Regions from separate parts of the Homo sapiens genome. Here all the other regions are linked to region 1. Evidence: chromatin contacts called from ENCODE Hi-C data. All regions are on one chromosome and are shown on one strand. The core of a region is the stretch at or near the end of the contact, and the rest is flanking DNA. Distances in the headings are between cores, read along the strand shown. Region 1 holds the start of ECE1-AS1 (ECE1 antisense RNA 1). Region 2 has its middle 23 kb from the start of ELOA. Region 3 holds the start of E2F2 (E2F transcription factor 2). Region 4 holds the start of IFFO2 (intermediate filament family orphan 2).

Region 1 (4,059 bases), core at 872-3,371:
CCCTAGGCAGGGAAAGGGGGCTCTCTCGGATATGAGGTGTTCAGTTAGGGACTCAGGCCCAGCACTGTCCCAACCAAGAACCCCAGAGAGGTCTAACCCAGCAGATTTCCAAAGGACTCTCCGCTTCTAGCAAGGCGGGAATCCCTGCATTTATGCGTACTTTTCAGCTTTGCAAAGTGCATTTCTGCTCATTCCAAATTTGATTCTCACAGTCACACATATGTGTGAATAAACAGGTTTAGAGGGGTGAGGGGCCTGACGTCACAGGGACAGTGAGGGCAATGGCTCCAGATGGTCTCCTGGCTTCCACTCCTGCCCTCTGACAGCCCCCTCAGCAGCCAGGATGAGCCTTTAAAATGAAATCTGGCTGAGGCCAGGCACCATGGCTCGCTCGCGCCTGTAATCCCAACACTTTGGGAGGCCAAGTTGGGTAGATCACTTGAGGTCAGGAGTTCAAGACCAGCCTGGCCAACATGATGAAACCCCATCTCTACTAAAAATACAAAAAATCAGCTGGGCCTGGTGGCATGCATCTGTAATCCTAGCTACTCAGGAGGCTGAGGCAGAAGAATCGCTTGAACCCAGGAGGTCGAGGTTGCAGTGAGCTGAGATTGTGCCACTGTACTCTAGCCTGGGTGACAGAGTGAGACTCCATCTCAAACAAACAAACCACAGAAATCTGGCTGGGTTCAGTGGTTCACACCTGTAATCCCAGCACTTTGGGAGGCTGAGGCAGGAGATCACTTGAGTCTAATTCTAGGCCAGCCTGGGCAACACGGACCCCATCTCTACAAAAAGAAAATATATATATATATATTTATATATTATATATTTTTAATTAGCAGGACGTGGTGGTATGCGCCTGTAGTCCCAGCTACTTGGGAGGCTTAGGTGGGAGAATCGCTTGAAGCCAGGAGGTGGCGGCTACAGTGAGCTGTGATTGCACCACTGCACTCCAGCGTGGACGACACAACAAGATCTTGTCTGAGTAAATAAATAAAATAAAAAAAAATTCTGATATTACCACTCCCTTGCTTAAAAACCCTCCACTGTCCTGGAATGAAATCCAAACCCTTCACCAGGCCCCATGGCCCCTGCCCACTCTGGGCCCTCATCTTGTGCTGCCAGCGCCCCCTCCCCCACCAACCTCCTCACACAACTCCTCAGTTTCTACAAGTTTCTTCTTCCCCCAAGACCTTTGTAGCTGCTGTTGTCTCTATCTGGAACATTTTTTCCTCCTCTCTACTCTTCCCATGGTCAGCTCCAACTTCAGATCTCAGCCTACCAGCTCCTCAAATGTCCCAGGAACCCTAAGCAGTCCCCCAAATTCTCTGTTACAGCATCCTGTTTGTTTTCCTTTACAGTACTTGTTGCAGACTGTTTTGTTTCCATGTCTTTATCATCACTGTCTCTGTCCCTCTCCAGAATCCACAGCTTTACTGGGGCTGGGACCTTGTCTGGCCTGTCCAACAGAGACTCTCCATCACCCGGCACAGAGTAGGTGCTCAACAAACGGTTGTTAAAATCAAAGGGGGGACAAGTAGAGGGGAAGTGCCTTCAAGTTCTCAAGAACTCTCCTGCATCTAACTTCATAATGCCTACAGAAACAGGGAACACATCTAAAGGTCACAGGCCCTGGGGAGGCAGGGTGCATGGGAAAGCTCTGAATTCTGGAGACTTCTGCCTCACTCCCACTGGGTGGAGGAGTTTCCATTACCCATCCCAGAGAGAGAGGGGACTCTGAGGCTGCTTCACTTACTGCTGGGTTGCAGCTGGGCTTTTTCTAGAACAGGACACTTGGTTACACTACGTTACCAGGTGTCGATTGCCAGAGGAAAAGACTTTTGAAAAAGAAGTTCAGTTCACAGAACATCTCCCCGGGGCATGTGGGTGGTGTAAGGGATTCACCCGGCTGGTGTACGGGATTTGTCAGTTCTTTTATACCATCTCTTTTAAGCTTCTCACCCTTCCCTCAGAAGCAGGTATCACTGGTTCCTTTTACAGAGAATGAAACTGAGGCTTGGGGAAGTTAACTCGCCCAGGTGTGGTTAAGCGATGGCTCCTCCTCCTTCTGTCTCATTTCAGAGATTTCCCCCTTCTGGCAAGCTCTCCTGACCACCCTCCAGGGACCCCAGACAGCATTTGGTCCCTGGCTCTGTGTCCCCACACAGCCACCCTACCCCATGCTGCCTTTTACTGAGGCACACAGCATTTTAGACAGGAGAACCCTGATGGCAGAGGCTGGGTCTCACGGGACCCTGTCTCCTTAAGGGCTTAGTCTGGGGCTGGAGCCTCTACAGATGTTTGAGCAAAGGCGGGAGGCAAGGGAGGGAGGCCGGAAGCCACCCCAGGGACTCTGATGTCCACCCTGCGGCAGCCTGTCTGTGGACAGATGATGCAGGAAGCTCACGGAACTCCCAAGCAGAAATCAGCAGAGATGGAGCCTGGTTATTTTTCAGCACACAAAAGCCGAGGGCCCCTTCCTGAGATGCCTGCCTCAGCCCGGTAGTGAAACTGAACCCACCTCAGACGGGAAAGGCTTGGCGGGCTCTGCTTGGTGGGAAGTCCACAGTGGGTGAGTGACATTTCAACAGCTGCCTGGGGCCCTTCGCCCAGGGCCTTCCATTCACTACCCCAATGGCTCCCCACACCCACCTAGAGCCTCAGCCTCACAAGTACCGCTTCCAGCTTACAGAGAGGGGGAGGGGCCTAGACAGACCAAAAACCAACCATGCCACTTGACAAATTCTCTCCTAACCCCACAGTGCCTCGTCCCTGAGATGAGAATCATCACCTCCGCTTTACAAATGAGATGACCAAGGGTCAGAGAGGAGAAAGGACCTCCCCCCAGCCCTGAGTCACCTGCCTGGAGACTGAGGGAGCCATAATGCGAATCTTCCCCTTGCCAAACCCACTGACTCCATTACGCTGCCTCCAGAGAACCCGAGCCCCGCGGCGAGAAAGTGGTAGAGCTGGGCCTCGAACCTGGGTCCTGGACTCTTGGTCCTGTGCTCCTTGTGGAAGATGGAACTGCTTCTTCAGGTGGGAACCTCACAGAGTCTGGGTGCCCTGGGCAGACTGAGGCTCTGGGCTGACAGGGCAGCCAGCACTTATTCTCCCTAATTGTCTCATTTGCAGTTGTGGGTGCCACGCCTGGCCCCGAGTGTGTTGGGGAAGGTAAAGAACCTCCACTTTGGTCTTCTCAGTTCCCTTCCTGGCACTGTGCAGCCGTGGAGGAGAAATCTGGGTTGAATCTGGGTCTAGTGTTCAAGAGGAGGGCCTGGCAGAAACCAAGAGTGAAGGGGTGGAACCACAGCTCCCTGTGGACTGCCCCGTCCTCAGTCCCCGGTGCCCCAGCTGCACAGAGGAAGTGATGACAGCCAGATGAAGGTGCAACAGTGCCCAGCTCTGGAAACTCCACCCTTGTAAATCAAAGGCCTGTGGTGAGCAGAAACGAGAAATATAAACACGCACAGGTTTCTGGCGACAAAAGCCTCCTGGCCTGGTAGCACCTGGGCATGACCCCCTTTGCCCAGACGACATTAGTCACTCATATGGCTCTTGCGTTTGGTTGGCCAAAGGCGGGGGATTGTTAAGTCATCTTGGGGTGATGAGGTGGAAAAGGGAAGCCCCACATGTGAAATTCTGAGGCCTGGGACTGAGCCACACCCTCCACAGCTACTTTCACATTGTCTCTAAGCCTCAGCTCCTTAGAGACGCTGCCCTTTGTGGCCGAAGTCCCCATCAGTTACTACTTTTGGTGCTGGTAATTGGCTGGGATCTGTTCAATCTTTACATGTCATCTAAAACACACTCATATTATCTGGTAGCTAAACACTTATATTTCACAGATGCTATAATGTAGTGGGTAAAATCTCTGGATCTAAACCTCATTTCAGATCCCCAGTCTGAACTTCCCAACTCTGTGACCCTGAGCAAGTGACTCAGCCTCTCTGTGCCTCAGTACTCATCTGTCAAATGAGGAGGATGATGATAACAATAGTACCTCCCTCATAGGACTGTGGTGACACTTAAATGAGTTAATATAGATAAAGTGCT
Region 2 (3,930 bases), core at 1,399-3,898, 2.4 Mb after region 1:
CCACTTGTGTGAGGTACCTAGAGTAGTCACAGTCACAGAGATAAAAATAGAACTATGGTTGCCAGGGGCTGGGGGAGGGAAAAATAGGGAGTTATTGTTTATTGGGTGCATAGTTTGAGCATGGGATGGAAAAAGTCCTGGAGATGGATAAGATGGATACTGGTGATGGTTGCAGTGTGGATCTACAGAATGCCACTGACTGAATGGCATAGCTAAATGTTAGATATATGTATTTATTTTACCACAACACAAAAATAATACATTTGAGACTTTGTCTTGAAGAACATGAAATTTAAAATTATGAAAATAAATTCATTTTATATTTAACCAACAAAAGGTAATACAAATAGTAGTCATATAATAGCCATCATGGTCAGTGCTACAGAGAGTCCTATCTGGTGTTGGGAGAGAAGATGGCAGGTAAACCTGCTCAGGTTAGTGGGGTTCTGAAACCGAGAAGGGCTTCACCAGGAGAATGGCATTTCAACTAAGCCCTGAAAGAGAAAGCTTGGTGAGAAGGGGTGGGTGTTTGTGGAAGACAAGACATTCCAGGCAGCAGGAACAGCAAGGCGAAGGCCAGAAGCAGGAGCGCCCCTTTGGTGGAGTTGAGGAATTACAAGGTTTGTATGTGGAACACAGAGTGGGGTGGAGGTTGGGCTTGCAAAGGATTTTAGGCCCCTCCTAGGAGCAGATGGAATCCATCAAAGAGTTTGGGCAAGGGATTTTTATTTTTAATTGGTAAGCCCCTTGATTTGGTTAAGTAGAAAGGAATGGAAAATAAAGTTTATTGAGGGGTTTCTATGTGTCAGCTGCTTTACCTACCATTCCCTTCTTGGGTAGAAGCCCTGTGAGGTCAGAATTACTAGGAGATGAGTTCCTTGAGGACAAGGATGAGGCATTCTCAAATCTCTGATACTAAGTAGGACACTTGGCTCAGATGATGTGCTCAATAATGATCCACATGGTTGATTTTACAGATGAGGCTCAGGGAGGTGAAGCCATTTACCCCAAGTGAGCAGGTGAGGAGGCCGTGCAGCCTAGGAGCTGTGCCAACCCTAAGCCCATACCCCTTTCTAGACCATGCTACACATGTCACAACCCCAGATTTCCCTGCTGTTTTCCAGAGCCTCTTCCCTGGGTCCCTCCTCCCCAGAACACTGGTGTGTGTACCCCTAGGCCCAAGGGGTGGCCAAGGGGCATCTGTCTGTGAGTGTGACTTTGCACTTAGGAGCTGGTGTGACCCCTGGGCTGAACGTGAGGCCCTGTGGTGCAGGACAGAGACTAAGGCAGTGTATTCATTTCCTATTTCTGCTGTAAAAAAATTACCGCAAACTTACTATCTGACATTTATGGAGGCCAGAGGTCCAAAATGGGTCTCACTGGGCTATAATCAAGGTATAGCCATGGCTGTGTCCTTCCTGAGGCTCCAGGGAGAATCTGTTTGCTTGCCTTTTCCAGCTTCTAGAGGCCACCTGTGTTCCTTGGCTGGTGGCCACCTTCAAAGCCAGCAATCCCATCACTCCAGCCTTTGCCTCTGTCATCACATCTTCTCTGACTCTGACTCATGCTTCTCGCTTTCACTTAGAAGCACCCTTGTGATTATTTTGGGCTACCTCAATAATCCAGGATAATCTCCCTATCTTGAGGTCAGCTGATTAGCAATTTTTATTGTATTAAAATAAATAAATTTGTAATATAAATTGAAATGAGGTCTTGCAATGTTGCCCAGGCTGGTCTCAAACCTCTGAGTTCAAGTGATCCTCCTGCCTCGGCCTCCCAAAGTGCTGGGATTACAGGTGTGAGCCACCATGCTTGGCCTGATTAGCAATTTTAATTCCCCCTTGCCATGTAAGATAACATATTCACAGGTTCCTGGGATCAGGGTGTGGACACCTGGGGTGGGGAGGGGACATTATTCTGCCTAATGCAGGTGGGAAGAACAGCATGTAGGTTAGGGGCTAGTTCTCCTTGTGCCACCACATCCCCAAGAACTCTTAGGAATCTGAGAATGTTAAATTTAAACCTAGCCCCAGGTCATTATGAAGGTATATTCATCGAAGTAAGAGAACAGAATAGGATAGGATAGAGTAAAAACTGTATTTAATGGTTTGTTAGTTTTTAACTTTTAAATATTTAGATAAATGGTATGTGGGCCTCTGTATACACTTTTGCCATCAGCCATGCAAATATTAGAGGTCCGTCTAACCCAAAGTCACATAGCCGGTGAGGAGTCAAATTAGAACACAGATGTGTTACTTTCACCACACAAGGCCCCTCTTCAAGGAGAAGTAAGGCACTGTCTTTCTCAGCTTCGAGGCTCTGTATCTCTGCCTGTTTCCTGGTGGTTACAGGCTATGTGCTCTGGAAACTCCTGCTGAGAACCTGGCCTCCTAGCCCTTCTGAAGCTGCAGTTCTTCTCTCACACCGTGTATTGCCCTATGCGGATACCTCTCATACAGACCCTCCACTGGGCCGTTCAAGTCCACGTACTTATGGGTTCACCAGCTAGTTAGTGCCCCCAGCAGGGATACAGAGATGGTTTAGTCACAGTCCCTGCTTGCAAGGAGCTCACAGTCTAGTGAGGACATCACACAAAGAAATGGACAGTGACGACCACACGAGAGACTCCTCCAGTGATGGGTGCACGATAATCTGGGGCAGATCTGGGGTGGGGTTAGGTACAGGCTGCTCAGAGGAAGTGATTCTCAAACTGAGTCTTAATGAGGCCAGGAGGCTGAGGGCTGGAATTTTGGGTTGGCATATTTATAGACCCTGAGGCTGCAATGGGGCAAGTTTGGGAAATCCCAACTCTGTCATGATGACTAGAACAAAGAGTAAGAGGTGAGAGGGGCCAGAAGTAAGGCTTAAAACACTAAGAGCCACAAAAAAAAAAAAAAAAAAAAAAAAAAAGCAAACAAACAAAAAAAACACTAAGAGCCTCAGCCCAGGAATGGTGGCTCATGCCTGTAATCCCAGCACTTTGGGAGGCCAAGGCAGGTGGATCACCTGAGGTCAGGAGTTCGAGACCAGCCTGGCCAACATGGTGAAACCCCATCTCTCCTAAAAATAGAAAAAAAATTAGCCAGGCATGGTGGCACACATCTGTAATTCCAGCTACTCGGGAGGCTGAGACAGGAGAATCGCTTGAACCTGGGAGGTGGAAGTTGCAGTGAGCCGAGATTGTGCCACTGCACTCCAGCCTGGGCAAGAGACTCTATCTCAAAAAAAAAAAAAAAAAAAAAAAAACCCAAAAAACACTAAGAGCCTCATTGACCCTAACAGGCTGTAGGCTTTATGAGGGGCCTAAATGTTACTGTTCATACTGTGCCTATGTACCAGGCACATCAGTGCAAGCAAGGCACGTGGCACATAGTAGATGCTTAGTAAATTTTTGCTGAAAGAATGAATGACAGGGCCAGGCACGGTGGCTTACACCTGTAATCTCAGCACTTTGGGAGGCCGAGGTGGGCAGATCACTTGAGTTCAGGAGTTCGAGACCAGCCTGGCCAACATGGTGAAACGATGTCTCTACTAAAAATACAAAAATTAGCTGGGCGTGGTGGTGTGTGCCTATAATCCCAGCTACTCGGGAGGCTAAGGCAGGAGAATCGCTTGAACCCAGGAGGCAGAGGTTACTGTGAGCTGAGATTGCACCACTGCTATCCAGCCTGGGTGACAAAGCGAGACTCCATCTCAAAAAAAAAAAAAAAAAAAAAAAGAATGATGAATGACAGGCTAGGCACTGTGGCTCATGCCTGTAATCCCAGCACTTTGAGAGGCTGAGGCAGGCAGATTGCTTGAGCCCAGGAGTTCGAGACCAGCCTGAGCAACATAGTGAAACCCCATCTCTACAAAAAATAAAAAAATAAGGTGGGCATGGTGGCATGCACCTGTAGTCCCAGCTACTTGGGAGGTAGGTGGGAGGTTGAG
Region 3 (4,462 bases), core at 573-3,072, 2.2 Mb after region 1:
TGCATCCAGAGCTGGCTGGGCATCCGTGCTTGCTGACTAGCACAGGTCTGACCAGATGCCTCTGGGGCAGTGGGGGGTGGTCTTATCCCTGTACCCGAACTTATTCACCAAACTCACAACTAAGCAAACCTACAACACCCCCTTCCTCTCCCTGGAGCCTGCTTCCAAAACCCAGGACCTGGAGCTGAATGTGGCTGAGAAGAGCTAGCCCCACAGCCACCCTGTGCACACACGCATTGTGAAGGAGAGAACACTGAAGCCCAGACTGGGTCCAAGACTTGTCCAAGGACACACAGAGAATTAGTGGCAGAGTCACACCAGAAACCAGGCTCCTCAACCACCACCACCTCCACTCCCCCAGGCTTTTCCCACTCCACCCCCCACCCTAAAGTTGTTTTGATTCACACGGGCTCCAGGAATTCCACTCCCACAAAACACACCCTGAGCCCAGGTCAGCAGGCAGCCTGGTGCCACTACACTTTGGGCCCTCTCTGGCAACGAGCCTGGGAGCTTGAGGAGAGAGCAGCCAATCTGAACAGAACCCAAGGGGGCTGCCCACATTTGTATCTGCTACATGGCTGTCTGGGAGGGAAGACTGGGCCTGGGGGAGGACCTAGGGCAGATACTTGGGGCTATCTCAGGAGCTGGCTGGACAATTTGGAGTCTGTCCATGGCAGATTGGATGTGAGAGACCCACTAGACCTATCCCTCTGTCTTACCAAAGTCCCACAGTGTCCCCAGGCCATACTCTTTGCCTGGACAATAGCAGGCACCCAGTACTGGTTTCTGGCCAAACAATGAAGTAATGAATGAATGGCGGCAACGCTGGCTGCATGGACTTCCCCAAGGTCACACAGTGCACTGGGAGTAGTGAGTTGGGTCTCCCTCCAGACTCGCAATCCAGTGCTCATTCCACTCCACTAGAATGGATGAGATTATTTCATCCAAAGTCTGAAAATGAAGGGGTCTTCTACTCAGATATTGGGGGCACTGGGTCCTGGAAACTGAAAGCTCATCTTCCCTCTTCCCAAAACTCTACCTGCTCCACTCAAACTGGATCTCAGGCACCCCTCCCTCCTTTCCCACACCTGGAAAAGCATAGGGGGAAGCGGTGGGGGCCCCCAGCATTACCGGCAGCCGGCCTGCCGGCAGGCATCGCACAACTTGGCCCTCGGGTCCGTGGGGAGTGGCGTCGAGGCAGGTGCCTGGCGCCGCTGCGGGAGGCGCCGTCTGCGGGTACAGCGGTGTGTAGTAGGTAGCAGTAGCTGGGCAGAGCTGGGGGCTGCTGAGGCCGGATGGCCACAGCTCTGTGGGGCTCATCGCGGGCACCACCTTCGGGGTCTGCCCAGCGGCCGAAGCCAAGGCCCGGGGCCCTTGCAGCATAGCGAGTAAGGCGCCCCCTACCCAAAAGGGCTTGGCGCGCCCGCGGACACCTGCGGGTTCCGGTGCTGCCGCCTTTCACACGGCCCGCGGCATGGCGCGGAGGCCGGGGGAAGCCGCCAATGGACGCCTGCGGGGCAAGGCCGGACCCTCCCCTCCTGGCCCGCGGCCGAGCAGAGAGCAGCGCTTAGAGATCGCCGCTTGGAGATCGCCCGGCGGCTGCGGTGGTGGCACTGCCAGGGGCTGTCTCGTCCCGAGGGCACCGCGACCCGGGACGCCCCGCGCTCCCCAAGGCCTCGGCACCTGGGGTCCGGCCGGCTCTGGGGAGGGGTCCCCGGCGTGCCCTCAAGCTCGGCGGAGACGCGATGCGCTGGGATGGGGAGGGGGGTCTCGACTGCACCGACTTCCTTGCGGCTCGCTCTCTAGTCCTTGAGTCTTTCTCTGCCTCTTTTTTTTCTTCTTTTTTTTTTTTTTTTAGCGCCAAACGTCGTGCCGCGAAATTCGGATCTCCCGCGGAAAATGCCGCGCTCCGGTTGGCTGCTGCGACAGTACAGGCTCCACCCCCCCCCCCCCCCCCGGAAAGAACGCGTCCTCGAGGCGGCGATTGCAACACTAGCTTCGCTGCTTAAAGGGGCAGCCACACCTGCTGTTGGTGCCGCCAGCCGCCGGCCGCGCTAGTTAGCAGCCGGCGAGACGGAGACAGAGGGTGGTTCCGGGATTCACAGTGCAGAGGCGGCCAGAGCAGTGCACAGCGCCCCGAGAAATGGGCCCGGATTCCCTGGGATTGAAGGGAAACATTTTGGCGCGGGGTCCCAGCCTGAGCCCAGACCCAGCAGTGTATTCCCCAGGCCACAGGCCCTTTTGTTAGTTTGCATTGTTGCTTAGCTAGCACATGTGCATTCATATCCCCTTTCCTGCTAAAATGAAGGCCAGGAACCTGTTCCCTTTAATGGCAGAGGGGTGAGGGACGGAGGCAAACTAGTCTACTTCTTTGTAGGGAAAACTAACATCTATTCAGCGCCTACAGGATGCCAGGCACCATGCTAGATCCTTACAAGCGTTGTTTTAGTTAATTTATTCCAACAATCCTGGGAAGAGGAATGATGATCCCCATGATAAAGACTGACAGTCTGAAAGGCTGGGTAACTTGCCCAAGGTCATACAGAGAGATTCCCTGATTTGAGAGCTGGCAACAGAATCTGGGACAGGTCCCAGCTCTGGAGCCCTTGTTTTTCCAGTTAAGGGGTTCTTCTACTCTCCCAAGCTGCCTGGGGGCACAGCAGGGTCAGAGTCCCACTGCAGAGCTTTGTCTTGTTCACAGTTGTATTATTAGGACCCAATACTCAGTAAATGTTTGAACATCTCTAGGTTTCTTTTAAACAATCCTTTTGTCACAAGAGCCTCTCTGCCTCATTCAAAAACCTTCATTGCTGATAATACATTCCTCATCACTCCGGTTTAGAGAGGCTCAGAGAAGCAAACTTGGGTAGTGAGTGGTAAAAAGTTGCTAGAAGCTGCTGCTAGATTTCAGGTCTGATTTCTTGCCTGGTGCTGTGTGATTTTTATGCAAGTCTGAGCCTTGGCATTCAAAGCCCTCCAGAGACAGTCCACAGCTTAATTCCTCATTAGATGGTTGAGGCCAAGGTGGCAATAACCCATGATGATTAAGAGCCCAGGCTTTGTAGCCAACAGCCCCGAATTCAAACCCAGGCCCAGACACTTTATTATTCATTGTGTGACCAAGGCAAATTTTGTAAATTCTCTGATCCTTGATCCTTGATTTTCTCCTCCTAATAGCACTTACCTCATATGATCATGAGGAAATCTCATGAGATAATGCATATAAAGCTTTCATCACAGAACCTGGATCATAAGGAGCCTCAAGAATTGGCAGCTGTTGTTATATCTCTGACTTTTTTTTTTTAGACAGAGTCTCACTCTGTCACCAGGTTGGAGTGCAGCGGTGCAATTCTCCTGCCTCAGGTTCAAGTGAGTCTCCTGCCTCAGCCTCCCGAGTAGCTGGGATTACAGGCGCCAGCCACCATGCCTGGCTAATTTTTGTATTTTCAGTAGAGGCAGGGTTTCACCATGTTGGCCACGCTGGTCTCGGACTCCTGACCTCAGGCAATCCGCCCTACTTGGCCTCCCAAAGTGCTGGGATTACAGGTGTGAGTCACCGCTCCCGGTCACATCTCTGACCTTATCTCCAGTGCATAAGACCCTTTTACTCTAGTCTACGTATCTCATTGGTCCTTTTTGGTCCTTTGAGGGCCAGCTTAAATCTCACCTCCTCCAAGAAGCCTCCCCTGCCTGCTTCCTCTCAGCCAGAATGGCTCTTACCCTCTTGGGACCCTTAGTGTGTTCTACCTCAACAAAACAAGGCTTCGTTTTCATACCTTGTTTATCAGTTAGGTTCTATGCTCCTTCAAGAATCTAGGTCAGATCTCTCTAGAATGCCCCTTAGCATCTAGGGCCTGGCTTGGAGTGCAGAAGGCAGGTAATAAATACTGATTATGATTCACTCATCTGCCTGGCTGCAAAGAATAGGAGAAGTTAATGAGATCTGAAGTCAGAAAGTCAGGAGGCCCAGATTAAGTAAGTCCCGCTCTCTACTTCCTAGTTAAGTGACACTGGACAGCCGCTGCTTCACTTCTCTTAACCACAATTTCCTCAACCATCAAATGTGGATAATGCTATCACTCAGTCAATTTCACATTACTTCAGAGACACTACTTAAATGACAGTGGTGGCGATGATCACTGATTTTTATTGAGAACCTACTATACACTGGGCTCTAAGCACCTTGAGCCCCTCCTCTGATCCTCACAACACTGCTCTGAGACGGACACTATTATTATCCCCATTTTACAGATGAGGGAACCTGGAAGGAATTGTGGCAGAGCAGGTTTGGGGAAGCAGCAGGGCCCCAGGGCCAGGGAGGGAAATGGGGGTGGCAGGGTGGAGCTGGGAGAAAAGAAGGGAGCCAGTGAGGGGCTGAGAGCCAGCTCTCTGTGGTTGAGTTTCGGGCAGCTGGGGCTGGCTTTAGAGTTTCACTGCCTGGGAACTGACTAATTCTTGCAAT
Region 4 (3,898 bases), core at 1,050-3,549, 2.3 Mb before region 1:
TAATCTCACCAGCAGGTATAAGGCTGGCATTTGAATCCTACCCAGTTGCTAGCCTGTCCAATGGGAGAATACGGAAGGAGACCTATGCCCAGCTCCCTGGACAGACCTTTAGAGATGGAAGGAAGGGTCCTTCTCAGTACATCCTCCAAGCCCTGGAGTTCAGAGCCAATAGCTCCGAATGGAAGGCTGCCTGTGCCTGGAACAGCGATTGCCAGGGCCAGAGGGCCCCTTCCCCAGCCAGGCCTGAGATGCCAAAGACAGACCCTTCTTCTCTTATGGGAAGAGGAGGAGGATAGGAGACCCCTCTCCTCTTATCGGAAAGCCAAGCAGACAGTATTGTCGGCCAGACTGCAGACAGGAAGCAATGACAGTTTCCCAGCTGGGGAATCTGGGCTAGGCAGGAATGCACTGGCCAGTCTTGCAGAGTCTGGACCCCAGTTCTAGCCAGAGATTGTGGTCTCAGTCCATTCAATGTCCAGTCTCCAGCCCAACATTATCTTCTCCTGGGGGCTTTTAAGGCTGAGTTTGTTAGGGCTCAATAAACCATGAGACTCAGGGAGTGGGGAGAAGAGGGATGAAAGGAGGCATTTTATAAAAGCTTGTGAGCAGTCTGTTGTAGTTGTGGTTATCCAACCCAGCAAGCTGGACCTTACAGAGCTGGAGCAAGACGGCAGACACTGGCCCCAGGGGGTAGGGGCAGATCCATCCATTTTCAAAAACGTGATCTCATTTAATTCAAGAAATAAAAAGGCAGTGGGTTGGTTAGAGTTTTTCTTTTCATATGTTGAGGGAGGGGAGCATATTTCCTACTTCCTTGGTAAAAATACTTATGCTAGGAGACAGACTAGCCAGGAGTGGTTAAAATCTCTGGTTGAAATCCCGGTTTCACCACTTACTCGCCAAGCCACCTTAGGCAAATCACTTAGCATTTCTGCACCTCGGTTTCCTCATCTGCGAGATGAGGATAAGACTGCCTTACACAATACGCTGTATTGTGCTGAGAATTAAATGAGATCGCATAAAACACAGACAGTTATTATGTCACCTAGAAAACAATGTGCCTCACCAGTGACAGCATCGAGGTGGCCCCCACGGTAGCCAGCGCCCGCCCCCATCCTGGGATCTAGATAACTGGGCCTTCCTGGCGTACGTAAGACGCTCTGCAAACACAGCTTCCAGCCCACCTGCCAGTACCAGCTGCCCGCCCGGCCCCCGTCCCGCATACGCATTCCGCGGCAGCCTGGACCTGGGCGCCCCGTCCCAGGGCGGCGGGGGAGGGGCGGCCACTCACCTCCGCTTATACTCGTCGCGCTCGCGCTTCACCTTGGCCAGCACGTTGTAGAGCGCGCGGATCTCCGGCGTGATGGTGTCGATCTGCACGCCCACGCCGTCGGGGTGCACCCACGACACGCCGGGGCCCTGCACGGTCTCCACGCCGCCGCCGCCCGTGCGCCGCACCTGCGTGTAGCTCCAGATGGTCCCGGGCAGGCGGCCGTAGTGCTGCGGGTGCGAGCCGCCGCCGGGGGGCAGGCCGCCCAGGGCCACGGCATTGGCGTTGGCGCCGGCCGCCGCGCCACTGCTGAGGCCGTGCCCGCCGCCGGGCGCCGGGGGCCGCAGCAACTCGGGCCCGGTCTGCACGGCCTGCTCGCGGGAGAAGGTCTTGTAGCGCAGCCGCCGCTCGCGCTCGCTCTGCTGCTGCTCCAGCTGCTTCTCCAGCAGCCGGTTGCGCCGCTCCAGCTCGTGCACCTTAGCCAGGAAGCAGCGGAAGCGCACGTTGAGCCCCTTCAAGAGGTGGATGTTGGAGCCCAGGTCGTCCCGCAGCGCCGCCGTCACCGGCGACGGACCCGGCCCTGCCCCGCCGCCGCCGCCGCCCCCGCCAGGGCAGCCCCCGCCGCCGCCGCCCGGCGGGCAGCCGAAGGCCAAGGCCATCTCCCCGAACAGCAGCGAGTTCACCATGCGCCGGCTGCGCGGCTCAGGGCCCCGGGCCCGCGGCTCCAGGTGCGGCTCCAGCTCCGGGCAGGGCTCCCGGCGCGGCCGGGCCAGGGTGGGCGCGGGCTCCAGCGCGGCCGGCCGGGCGGTTCCAGATGCGCGCCAGATGCGGCCTCCGCAGAGACGGCAGGACGGATGGCCCCGGATGCGGGCGCCGAGGCGAGAGAGGGCACTCGGCCGCTCCTCGGGACGCGGTGGAGGCCGCGGTATCTGCGCGGGGCCAGAAGGGTCGCGGGTCTCACCGCCCGGGCTGTCAGAGACGCTGTGGAGGGGCCGCGGCAGCCGCACGCAGAGGACTCTCGGCCGGCACTGCCCCTTCTGCGGCGGGCCCCGCCCACTGCAGACACTGGCCCCGCCCCCGCCGCGGCCCCGCCCACCCCTCCTCCCTCTGCGGCGTTCCCCGAGCCCGAGGCTCCGCCCCACGAGGCCCGCAGCGCCGGGCCCCACCCACAGACCCTCGGCTCCGCCCACCTCCGGGTTCTCCCGCTTTCTCCGCAGCATAGACTCCGCCCAGCTCCCCGGCGGGGCCACGCCCTCTCCTGCGTCTGGTCCTGCCTCCCCGCCGGGTGCCGATTCTCTGCTGGGGGACCCGGACCGCAGAGCTGCACCAGGGACCGGGTTAGCTGGAACCGCCGCAGAGCCAGCCGGGCCTCTTAAAGGGGCCAGCAGCCTCGGCAACGCTCGCTTTCCACTTTTTAGGGCGCTCCTCTCCCACGTCGCCTGCCGAGAGGGCTCCGTTTCTCTGTCCTCTCTGCCCGCAATGCCCCTGGCCCCAAATTCCTTCGGATGTGCGCGACCGCGGCTGGAAGGGCTGGGGGACCACAGTATCCGAAGGTGCATCGGCACCCCACCCCCACTCTAGCCTGGGGAGGCCCAGATCGACCTTTCGGGGATAAGAGGGCGCCCGTGCCCCACGCTGCGGACCCGGGGGTGGGCTCCTCGAATGCTAGCTGCGGGCCTTGTCCTCTCGAGATCGGCCCGGGCACAGCTAAGCCCGCTGGTTCCCCCGCCCACTGAGGAGCCGAGCAGCATGGGGGTTGGGGAGGCCGAGCAAGACCCTCCCGGGATGACACCCACAAACTCGGCCTGGGCCTCGCCTCTGCTGAGCTGCTCAGCACCTCCCCACCACCCACACCCACACGCTGAGATGAAGCTGACCCCGAGAGCTGGGGATTCATTTCACAGACATGGGGCTTAGCGGGCCGCCTGGGGCAGACCGAGGCAACCCGAGGACCCATTCATTCATTCATTCATTCATTCAAATGTTTTCACACCTACCACGTTAAAGGCCAAGTTCTCCAGTCTCTGGTGTCTCCTGAACCGTGTTGCAAACATTAGTATATGTCAGGCGCCATACTTATTTATTATCCCCATTTTACAGAGAAGGTCACTGAGACGTTAAGTAGCCACAATGGTCCAAAGTGCATGCTCTAACCGGCCTTCCACAATGCTGGCCTCGGGCCTCGTGTCCATTTCCGCATTTGGTCCTCACCGCAAACCTCAGAGGGGAGGTGACCCCCACCTTGAACCCCCACCTTTGAACGCCTGTGGCTTGCATTGTATGCACTTAACCAGATATGTGGCATGTTTCAGATACTTCCGACTGCATTTTTTACTAGCAGTTTAATTTTTGTCTTGTTATTAACTTTTGTGTTTGTTTTGTCTCTTTGTATGTAAGCTTGAGGACAGGCACACTGTCTTACATGGACAATGCCTTGGTGTTCTTGGTGACAAAGGAGACACGGGCTTGCCCTGGAGTGATGTGGCTGTGATGTTAGTCTGCTGTGTTTTTGATTTAGCCACAAAAGCAAACCTTCCCCATAGTTCCTTCCCTCAACCACAGTTCCTTGCTTCCTGCCAACACGGACTCACCTTAAACACCCAGCTCTGAAACTCACTCATCTAGAAA

What was found. Hi-C counts contacts between places; a loop is a spot of excess contacts on that map. Pooled maps may share reads with other maps.
Region 2: a loop to region 1 is called in a pooled map, with 7 times the contacts of the local background. The contact joins the enhancer-like site here to the promoter of ECE1-AS1 in region 1. A Hi-C loop is called at or near these places in 2 of 37 single-sample maps with no recorded cell type and 2 of 50 pooled maps.
Region 3: a loop to region 1 is called in a pooled map, with 28 times the contacts of the local background. The contact joins the promoter of E2F2 here to the promoter of ECE1-AS1 in region 1. A Hi-C loop is called at or near these places in 2 of 37 single-sample maps with no recorded cell type and 8 of 50 pooled maps.
Region 4: a loop to region 1 is called in a pooled map, with 12 times the contacts of the local background. The contact joins the promoter of IFFO2 here to the promoter of ECE1-AS1 in region 1. A Hi-C loop is called at or near these places in 9 of 50 pooled maps.

What each region holds. Positions count from the first base shown.
Region 1 is chr1:21,291,169-21,295,227 of GRCh38, forward strand. ECE1-AS1 (ECE1 antisense RNA 1) reads left to right here and starts at 2,122. Exons shown (of 3, transcript NR_038404.1): 1 at 2,122-2,575; 2 at 2,766-3,042. It also overlaps a transcript of ECE1 not described here. RefSeq lists enhancers at 2,069-2,158, 3,000-4,059, 3,539-3,698.
Region 2 is chr1:23,718,088-23,722,017 of GRCh38, forward strand. No RefSeq gene overlaps it. Among named protein-coding and RNA genes, the nearest start is that of ELOA, 23 kb to the right of the region's middle. Within about 2 kb of position 2,649, at least 5 of the 41 ENCODE cell types and tissues checked have a DNase peak (open chromatin) inside an H3K27ac peak, as active enhancers do.
Region 3 is chr1:23,529,411-23,533,872 of GRCh38, forward strand. E2F2 (E2F transcription factor 2) reads right to left here and starts at 1,823. Exons shown (of 7, transcript NM_004091.4): 1 at 1,132-1,823. The coding sequence starts at 1,383. RefSeq lists silencers at 1,229-1,377, 1,915-2,054.
Region 4 is chr1:18,954,377-18,958,274 of GRCh38, forward strand. IFFO2 (intermediate filament family orphan 2) reads right to left here and starts at 2,300. Exons shown (of 9, transcript NM_001136265.2): 1 at 1,292-2,300. The coding sequence starts at 1,956. RefSeq lists silencers at 1,053-1,242, 1,483-1,742, 2,313-2,482.